2 separate regions of the Homo sapiens genome follow, and region 2 is linked to region 1. A link is an interaction called in ENCODE POLR2A ChIA-PET data of the cell type or tissue named here. Cell type or tissue: GM12878. All regions are shown on one strand. Each heading gives the region's core, and the rest is flanking DNA. Links, peaks and the distances in the headings are about the cores only. Region 1 overlaps RIOK2 (RIO kinase 2). Region 2 overlaps ERAP2 (endoplasmic reticulum aminopeptidase 2).

The links. Peaks named below come from ENCODE experiments on the same cell type or tissue, not always from the same donor. Only the 100,000 strongest peaks of a DNase experiment are listed, where the experiment ranks them.
Region 2: POLR2A ChIA-PET joins it to region 1 with 7 read pairs; 3 of 35 experiments call an interaction of 5 or more read pairs at or near these places.

The regions. Positions count from the first base shown.
Region 1 is chr5:97,165,295-97,170,683 of GRCh38, forward strand. It overlaps RIOK2 (RIO kinase 2), which reads right to left. Exons shown (of 10, transcript NM_018343.3): 7 at 3,466-3,558; 8 at 2,173-2,697. Among named protein-coding and RNA genes, the nearest start is that of RIOK2, 15 kb to the right of the region's middle. In GM12878, for the core only: no CTCF peak of the experiment used is centred there; a DNase peak (open chromatin) is centred at 2,327; H3K4me3 peaks cover 1,008 bases; H3K27ac peaks cover 1,068 bases.
Region 2 is chr5:96,907,635-96,913,023 of GRCh38, forward strand. It overlaps ERAP2 (endoplasmic reticulum aminopeptidase 2), which reads left to right. Exons shown (of 19, transcript NM_022350.5): 14 at 1,327-1,483; 15 at 1,946-2,130; 16 at 5,003-5,164. It also overlaps a transcript of ERAP1 not described here. Among named protein-coding and RNA genes, the nearest start is that of LNPEP, 26 kb to the right of the region's middle. In GM12878, for the core only: no CTCF peak of the experiment used is centred there; no DNase peak of the experiment used is centred there.

The sequences.
Region 1 (5,389 bases), core at 141-5,140:
GATAAAACTACCTACTGTTAAGTTCTATACATTAACAATTTTCATTTTCCAGCATTTTGTTAGTCACTATCAAAATTTAAAAACAGTAGAATGCTTAAGCCATTGAAATTTATCACCTCCCCACAATTCATCTTCCCTTTTCTAATAATCCTCTCCTCTTCTTTCACTGAACTATATAAATCTGTCTCTCCCTATCTAAATTTTTGAGACTCTTTCCACCTTCACAAACAGAAGATATAATGGAAACAGACAGTACTCATTATAGTCAGCTCCACTAGGGTAGGAAAATCTGCAACCTAGAGACTAATGTTTTTCACATGGCTCAAAGTTTCAATATATGCAATGTATAAAAACTCGGACGATATTAACTCCTAACAGTTAATATTTTTCAGCAACATCTGCTGTTCTGCTTTTACTTTGAATGGAAGTTTTGCCCAGCATGTATCCAGAGTGGGAACAAAATTATTGTTCCCATTCTGAGTTTAAAAGACCATTTAATCCTATATAGATTTTCTTCTATCACTGTGATGGTTAATTTTATATGTTAACTTGACTGGGCCTCAGGGTGCCATATATTTGGTTAAACATTAACTTGGGTGTGTCTTTGAGGGCGTTTCTGAATCAATAAACTGAGTATAGCAGATTGCCCTCCCCAGTGTGGGTGGACCTCATCCAATCCATTGAAGGCCTGATGAGAACAAAAAGGCAAAGTAAGAGAGAACTGTCTTTGAACTGGGACATGGGTCCTCTCCTTTCTTTGGATGTGGACTGGAACTTATGCTATTGTCTCTTCTGGTTCTTAGCTCTTTGGATTTGGACTGGAACTGTACCATGGGCTCTCCTTGGTCTCTAGCTTGTTGACTACAGATCCTGGGACTTCTCAGCCTCCATAACCCCATGGGCTAATTCCTTAAAATAAATCTCCTATTTATTCTGTTTCTTTGAAGAATCCAGTCTAATACAATCACTTACTCAAAATCCTGAGCCTCTGTCACCCCTCTTTTCCTTTTAAGCTTCTGATTTAATTTTCCAAGTTTATTATTTAAATGGCAGTAGCCCTGTGACACAGATACACAGCTATATGAAAAAGGAACAAAATTCTCATGTTTTGCTTCAGGAATAAAACTTTAAAGATAAAGGTAGGCTTAAGATATAAGCCCAAACATGTACTGAAAAATGTTTAATAAATGTATTGCTGAACTAATTTTAATTGTCATATTACTATTTTGAAATAAATAAAACCAATATTTCATTTAACTACAATTTGATTCTGAATAAGCAATCCCAAATCCAAAAATTAAGTTTTAGAACTTTTCCTAATCTAAGCTGAGCCTGATTAATATTTACAAAAAAAAATTATTAAAAGAAAACATAATATCATTAGATAATTTTAACTACACATGAACAAAGGATAGAAGGCTCAAGGTACTAGAGAAAATTCACTGCAGATGTTTCATATAGAAAGTACATTTATTGCATGTTTTAATATTTACATGCCTTTACATAACTCAAACACACATCAGATGTGTAATTAGGAAAATATATGAGGAATAACTCATCCATCTAAAACCTGATCAATGTATCCAGAGACCTGCAATAATTTTAAAATCATCAGTTTGTATATATATATATATTTTTGAGACGGAGTTTTTTGCTCGTCACCCAGGCTGGAGTGCAGTGGTACGATCTTTGGCTTACTGCAACCTCTGCCTCCCAGGTTCAAGTGATTCTCCTGCCTCAGTCTCCCAAGTAGCTGGGATTACAAGCACAGGCCACCATGCCCGGTTAATTTTTATATTTTTAGTAGAGACAGGGTTTTGCCATGTTGGCCTGGCTGGTCTCAAACTCCTGACCTCAGGTGATTTGCCTGCCTTGGCCTCCCAGAAGTGCTGAGATTACAGGCATGAGCGAGCCACTGTGCCCAGCCATCAGTTTGTATTTTAAGGCAGAATTACTTGAAATTTAGTCAATAGGCTGCCTAGAATCAGGTCAATTGAAAAGGAAGCTATTTTGAGTTTTTAACAACAAAAAATTATTTGGCTTTCATTTTATACATCAAGGTGGCAGAATACAATTTTGTCACATCATTTGAAAAAAACATTCTTTTACTAGAATCTAACAAAGTATCAGTCTCAAGACTAAAGTTAAAAAGCAATCGACAGAAGTCTATACCTGAAAGGCCTGAATTCTCTATTTAATGACGACAAGGCAATTAGATGAGGGCATTCATCTTCATACTCGTCAGAGCCAGCAGGGACTCCTCCTTGAACTCTCTGACCATCTTGCCTGTTGTAATTTTCAGTTCTGTTTTTCTCCTCAGAAAATTCAGTTACAGAGTTGTTTTCAACAACCTGCCCTTTTATTTCTTCTAAAGCTTGATTGAATTCAGTCATTTCAAAACTCCGTGCATCAGCACTCTCTTCTGATAAACTGTCTTCCTTTATTTGTTCAGGGTCTCCAGATGATCTGCAATAGCAGCCCTCTGATTCTTCTAGACAGTTCCGTTCACTTTCATTTTCTGACCCGTAAACCTCTGCTTTTTCTGCCACTTCTCCATCTGAAAATGAGAATTCAGATCCCTCTTTTGTTTCAATATTTTTATCATCTGGACCTAATGGATGAAGCAGTTCATCATCTGCCTGCATTTCCTTTGTGTAGCCACTGGCAGAAACCTCCACATCAAGAGTGTCTTCTCTCCTAGAAAAAAAAGGCGTCAAGCATAGAAAGAGAGAAAAAATGTTTATCTAAGAGGAGCAAATATCTACTACTCTGATAAATTATGATTCAAGTGAGTTTAATAGCTTATATGTTAAAAATAAATTTTCCTTCCCTAAAATGTAATATTTAAATGACACAGGTAAACAAATATGAAAGGTATATGCTGGCTGTCATTTTAAGAATAAAATAACTGAAAAGCAACAATATAAATAAAAAGGTTATAAAAACCTCAGCTTATGTTTATTAACTTTGTAAATTAACTTTCAAAGGGGGCTAAGGATTTCCTTCAGATTATGTGACTCATCCCAGATCAGAAAATATCTTAAGTGTATAAAATAAATATGAGAAAACTGAGCTTTGAGAATGCACATGATAGTTATGTTTTGAGAATCAATTAAAGATACCTCCTGGTCCTTGATAAAGGAAAAACACAAATTTCAATGAATGTTTGGTGTTATTCCTTATGAATGAGTTACTCAAATAGCATCCAAAATAGAATAAAAGTTCTTGAATTTATAAGAATCTAGATATGTCCGCTTCCTAAAATTCAGTAACAGTGCCTTAATGGACCAAATGCAGGTATTTTCAAGTTTTTAAGTTTCAGTTATGTACTACAGAGCAATGACATCTAACAGTGATTACGTGTCAAAATTTGGAAAGTTTTTTAGATGAAAATGTTAATTTTTAGAAATACACAGACCAGATATTTAAACTGTTCTATTATGTAAAGCAATGGGGAGTACAAACCTGATATCCTTAAAAGTTGGAAAAAGCTCACTTTCGTAGCTGAAACGTTTCATAAAGAAATCTTTAATGCATTTAACATCTCTGTCAAAATACCTGCAAAAGCAAGAATCATTTATGATATAGTCTTTATTGCTCCTCTTTTTCCTTATTAGCCAATGACAATATACTTATTGGTTAATGGTATTGCTCCTCCTTACACAAGGAGATAAAAGATGTTACACAAAAGAAAAAAGATACAAATGAGTTAACCAGTGTGTTTGAAAAACTAAAATCCAAGGAAATCTCAAGGATATAAGCTGTCAATGCCATGCAGTTCCTACGGTTAGGAAAGTCAAGGTTTTGTCATAGTTACTGGTATATAGTTAGATACACTAGGGAAAGATGAATGTGAACCCCAGGAAATAAGATAATGGGCCTATGGTTTGGGGATAGGTTTCCACTTATTCTGTTCGTCCTGAGTCTGGCTATGCTTCTTATCAGCAACACTCACTAGAACCCCTAGCCAACTGAAAGATCTGACGATAAAAAGATATTAATATTAAACAGTTAAGTTTGGAGACTACTGAATTATGTTTATGTATCTTTGTTATCCATTAGCCGATTTGCAATAACACCCAAAGGGATAAATAATGCTACAGCCTATAAAAATAATCTGAGGACATGTTAATCTGGACCAAAAGTAGAACAATATCTGAATATCAGGCTGCCTTTTTGGGCCACCACAAAGCAGCAAAAATGGATTCAATTCTCTAGAAGATTTCCAGACAAGGGAGAATTAAGGACAGGATAATGTGCAATTGACTCTCTTTGAGAAAGATGAAGTTTGGAAATAGGAAGATAATGCCTCTCCTCTTTGCTCACAGGGTACTCTGGGAAAAATACTAATACATTTTAAAAAGACTATTTTATATATGTTTACATCTCCCTACGAGACAGTAACATTTTCTAAAGCATATATAGGGGTTATTTATATCTCAATCTCTAGCAATTAGCACAGCTCCTTGGCCCCAGAACTGGTTCATAAAAATTGAAATTAAATCACAATGTCTCTCCATAGAACGATGCAGCCTAAACCTAGAATGTCATAATCTGTCACACTCTGGAGGCTCCTAGATGTTCCTTTACTGTGTGACTATGTTACTCCTTATTAATAAAAATCATGATTAGTCATCATCCAAAGAGTACTGACCACCCCAGTGCCAGGCATTAATCTTTTAGTATTATTTTGTTGAAAACGTTTTAAAAATTTATTTTCAAATGACATTTCTTTCTGTAGCATAAGTATAGACATTTTCTACTGGAAACCAGGATGAAGAGACGCTTCACTTAACAAAACTACTTCAAGCTCAATCTCTGGAAGAATTAATATACTCTATTATATAAGTGATACTAGTTGTTAGTTTAGGAAAAAAGTTTCTCATAAAGCTTGGAACAGAAAGAAAAAAAAATCCTTAGTTACACTCAATTGAATCATAAACCTCAAGCAAATAAAGGATAAGGTCCTGTTTCATGACTTGGCTGGCTTGGTTTAAATAAGTAATGTGAAGAATATGATTATCGCAGTATATCATGATTCTGCACTGTGTCAGAGATAAAGTTTTATGTGATTTTTTTTCTAATAAATAAAGCTAAAAGTGACAAGAGGTAATTATCACTGGTTTGACAACTGAGTCCAGTCCAAAACCACAACTTTTATTCAGATCATCGAGATTACTGAGTTATACTTGGTGAATCTCTCTTGGAGGCAATCATGGAACAGCAAGAAAAAGGGAAAGACAAAAGTGGTTCTAGAGTTCCCCACTACACTCCCTACTTTTACCTGTTTTAACAATTGGTCTTCCATCTAAAAGTCTGTTTGAACAAAGGGTTCCATGGCTAAGAAAATTTGACTTTTGAACGTCTGTCAATTTACAACAGAGAAATT
Region 2 (5,389 bases), core at 291-5,290, 260 kb before region 1:
ATTTTGGGAGGCCGAGGCGGGTGGATCACCTGAGGTCAGGAGTTCAAGACCAGCCTGGCCAACATGGTGAAATCCCGTCTCTACTAATACTACAAAAAATTAGCTGGGCATGGTGGCACATGGCTATAATCCCAGCTACTCAGGAGGCTGAGGCAGGAGAATTGCTTGAACCCAGGAGGCAGAGGTTGCAGTGAGCTGAGATTATGCCATTGTACTCCAGCCTGGGTGACAAGAGCAAAACTCTGTCTCAAAAAAAAAAAATATATATATATGGCAGACCACAGAATCATGGAGTATATGGTCCAGCCTTCCGTCTTCAGGTGAAATTTTTGAAAAAAATTTCCATAAGTCTGTTTTAAAGCAGCAAGTCATCGTGATTGAGAAGATTAAAGGGACAACAAAAGTTGGTTCTTTTTCATTTCCTTCTGGTCTCTGTTCCCTCTTTTTAGACAGGAATTTAAAACATGTATAAGCCCAGAAGAGGTAGAGCACTATGTTAATGATAAGCCCAGAGGAGACACCCTTTGTTCTGGAATCAGTTTCCACATCACACGATTGTGTTATTCTGGGAGTTGGGTGTTCACAAGAATGGCTTATAGACTCTGTGTGCAACATAGCCTCCCAGAAACACACCTGAGGAGCACTTTCCAATAGTGAGGTTATAATCGTTCGTTTCCTCTACAGAAGATGCCCCAGCATTTTGTACTTAGAATAATAAACCTGTTATTTATTCTTCTCACTAGAAGAAAACGTAGAGAAGGCATGTAACTTTAGAATCTAAAAGATGAAAATACTTGTTTTGTCCTATTCACAATGATTACCGCTTCTCTGATAGGATTAAGGACAAACATCAAAGAAAAACAAGACATGGCACCTGTCCTCAAAGTTCCCAATGTACTTGGAGAAACAAGTCAAACCCACACATGAAGCAATTAGAGAATGAAATCATGTGTAAAAAGTTTGATATTATTTGGTACTAAATGTTAATATTGGCTAATATTTATTTCATTTATTAACCTTTTGCTATGTGGTAGACATTATTCTAAATGCTTTTTAAAATATTAGGTCATTAATCCTCACAACAAGCCTATGAGGAAGATAGTATTATTATCCCCATTGTATAAAGAAGGCAATAGGTCCAGAGAGGTTTGGTAATTTGTCCAAGATTACTCAGCTAGTCAGTGGCAGAGCTAAGATTTAAACTGAATGGCCCAGCTATAATGACCTACTTCTGTTATTGTTCTCTATTTCATATTTGTTTTAATGTTAAAAATATTAAAAACTATAAGATATGCACAAACCACTGACATTTGTTTTATACTTCAGTGCAGGGAGACTGACCCTAGACAAAGCTCTTGACATGACTTACTACCTCCAACATGAAACAAGCAGCCCCGCACTTCTCGAAGGTCTGAGTTACTTGGAATCGTTTTACCACATGATGGACAGAAGGAATATTTCAGATATCTCTGAAAACCTCAAGGTTTGTGTTGCTTTTAGAAAATGTATTAAGTAAATACACAGTGTCTGGAGTATCAGTCAGGCTCAGTTTGTTTTGTGTGAAGTCCTTGAGGTTAAATCTGGAGCAGCTCGGGGGACTGACTGATAGCATGTAATGGTCAATGACCCTTGTTCTTTACCATTGCCAATCCTAAGAGCTAGATACCAGGATCATGTGCAAAACATCTCTACTAAAGGTGATTTTATTTTATATCCATTGATATTCCCCTTTCAGATAGGAAATTAAACCATGTTTAAATGCAAAAACTGTTTCCTAAGTATGGTGGGTAACAGCCAGAAAAAGATAAGAGAAATACGAAGATACACTGTTTGGGGAAAGATTGGGAAAGATGCAGAAAGTTTAGAGTTGAGCCCTTTAGATGGGCAAGAACTGTGTTAAGGACTAAATTTAGCCTCTCTGTTAACCATCTCATATTTTCTGCAGCGTTACCTTCTTCAGTATTTTAAGCCAGTGATTGACAGGCAAAGCTGGAGTGACAAGGGCTCAGTCTGGGACAGGATGCTCCGCTCGGCTCTCTTGAAGCTGGCCTGTGACCTGAACCATGCTCCTTGCATCCAGAAAGCTGCTGAACTCTTCTCCCAGTGGATGGAATCCAGTGGAAAATTAAAGTAGATGTAGACTTCTGTCCTACCCTTTGTTCTTTTCTCTTTGATGTAAAAGTCTTTGATCAAGCAAGACATTAGGTCTAAAACCTTTTAGTGAGGATAGAAAAAAAAACATGCTGGGCATTACAAACCCTGTTTCATGCTCTCACATTGTAAGTGCTATGTATGGAGACTAGTACAATCTCTACCATGAAATGTAATGGTGTCCATTATTCCGGTGCTGGCTGGATGCAGTGGCCCACGCCTATAATCCCAGCACTTTGGGAGGCCAAGGAGGGTGAATCACTGAGGTCAGGAGTTCAAGACCAGCCTGGCCAACATAGTGAAGCCCTGTCTGCACTAAAAATGCAAAAATTAGCCAAGTGTGGTGGTGCACGCTTGTAATCCCAGCTACTTCGGAGGCTGAGGTGGGAGAATTGCTTGAACCTGGGAAGCAGAAGTTGCCGTGAGCCAAGATCACTTCACTGCACTGCAGTCTGGGCAACAGAGAAAGGCCCTGTCTCAAAAAAAAAAAAAAAACTTTTCCTGTGCCAAATTATTATAAGATGGTATCATAACTTCTCTCGCTATAACTAAATCTGTGAGCTTTTTGAAATCCTTTCTTGAATTCTTCTTTTTAAAAAAGTAATTCAAGTTTTCTTCTTTTTGGACTTTTTTTCCTTGTTGGGATTCAAGCCTGAAATCAGTTTTAGAAAAAAAAAAACTTAAAAAAAAACCTTTTAAATCTATTATTCTCTTCTTTTTGTTTCTGTTTCAATGGGTTGTATGAGTGAAGCTAAAATGTAAACATCCTACTGCCCTATACAAAATAGAATACTATTATTTCATCTTTATGCTAGTTACAAGAAAGATAATCTTAACCTGCAGTAACCTACCTACAGTAGATATAAGTGTTCAACATGTTGAATATACCTATGAAAATATTCTAGGTAAACTTATTTATGCTCACAATCAAAAATATGTGATTAAATATTGTTGGTTTTTTCTAAACTCCAAGATTGCTAGTATGAATTTTAATGAAGAATTTCTTTACATAGATTAATTGATTACTTCATTCATTTGTGGATTTGAAATGTAACTAGTTGCACATTTCCTTTATGCCAGCCAGGTATTGCTGTAGGAGCTAAGGATAAAGAGGTGAACAAAACAACCATGTGGCCTACCTTCAAGAAGCTTACAATGTGTTTGTTACCAATTGTTATAAAGTTGTTCAGCAAAATACACTAAAATGAAAACAATATGTATTATAATTATTTGATCTTTATTATATTATTCAAATGTCACTTGGGGTATTTAAGTACATATAGTATAGAGGAAGTAGCCAAAGCATTAGAATCATAGGGTTAAATCCCATCTGCAAATGGCAAATTATGTCATCTTGTGCAAGTTACTTAACTTTTCTGAGATTTATTTCCGCTTAAAAAAATCAGGATAATAACTATCTCAGAGGGTAGCTTTTGACAGTTAAATAAGAGGTATGGAGACTAGTACAATCTCTACCATATGGTCACTTTGTGACAAATGCAAATTTCTGGCTCCCTCCTCAATGCTCTGTGTTGTGTTTTTTCTGAGACATCAATAACAGTTCTTATTGATCCGTTGACATTTGGGATTAAAAAGTCATATGCCCACTTAGAATAAAAACTGGTTAATGTCCTCAAGATAATAAAAATCAAAATAGTGGTGTCTTTTGTAGAAGGACAGAAAATCATGTCACTGCATCTTAACAGTTTTAAAAAATTATAAAATAACTAGACACTAATGAATTGTACCAAATTAAGACTCTCTAGGCCTAGAGAGTCAGATGACTCCCAGACAGGCCTCAGAAAATGCTCTCAACTAGGCCAAGTGCCGTAGCTCATGCCTGTAAGGCCAAGGGGTAAGAAGATCACTTGAGCCCAGGAATTTGAGACCAGCCTTGTCAACATAGTGAGAGCCCATCTCTACAAAAAAATTTAAAAATTAGCCGGGCATGGTGCTATGTGCCTATAATCACAGCTGCTCAGGAGGCTGAGGCAAGAGGATTGTGCAGGAGGCTGAGGCTACAGTGAGCCATGATCACGCCACTGCACTCCAACCTGAACAACAGAGTAAGACCCTGTCTCAAAAAAAAAAAAAAAGAAAGAAAGAAAGAAAAGAAAAAAATGGCCGGGCGCGGTGGCTCACGCCTGTAATCCCAGCACTTTGGGAGGCTGAGGCGGGCGGATCACGAGGTCAGGAAATCGAGACCATCCTGGCTAACACGGTGTAACCCCGTCTCTACTAAAAATACAAAAAAATTAGCCGGGCGCGGTGGCGGGCGCCTGTAGTCCCAGCTACTCGGGAGGCTGAGGCAGGAGAATGGTGTGAACCCCGGGGGGCGGAGCCTGCAGTGAGCCCAGATCGCGCCACTGCACTCCAGCTTGGGCGACAGTGAGACTCCACCTCAAAAAAAAAAAAAAAAGAAAAGAAAAGAAAAAAATGCCTTCAACTTGGTGATAAAAAAGCATCAAGTAATCATCTTTAAAAAAAAAATCTTATAGCACCAATAGTGGCCACTAAATGATAGAATTTATATAAACCAGTAGTTTTGTATTTCAGAAAGCTTTTATATTTGTTGATTACATCAACTTTCTATTTTCACCTCAGAGTAGGTTAAAATTTTATGCTTATTTTCTTGCTAACATTTTATCATCAGTAGGAGATAAAACACAAATAATTTGCAGAGTAAAAGCACATAAAATATTTTTATAAGAGTTCGGCAGAGAAAAAGATTTAATACATTGAGTACTGAAAGCAGTTCAGAGATTATTGTGTTATAGGACTTAAAATTGTCATAAGAAAAAAGTTTTTCTTTCATAAAACTTTTTCTTCATTTTTATGCTTGATATTACAGTATACCAACAGATGTTTTAAAGATTGTGTATTCTGTGGGTGCTCAGACAACAGCAGGATGGAATTACCTTTTAGAGCAATATGAACTGTCAATGTCAAGTGCTGAACAAAACAAAATTCTGTATGCTTTGTCAACGAGCAAGCATCAGGAAAAGTTACTGAAGTAAGTTCAATAATTTAACTAAATTGTTATAAGTAAACTGACACAAATTCAGTGAAGTCACTAAAACTTCAGCCACCAGTTTTAAAGGCATAAGATAATTGAATCAGAATGTGTATGGCTTTAACTTTACTTTCAGAAAAGAATATATTGACAAAATGCAAATAGTGAAAACAGGTATTCCCTAGTTATTAATCATATGATTGAGACTAGACAAGCGGTTATGTT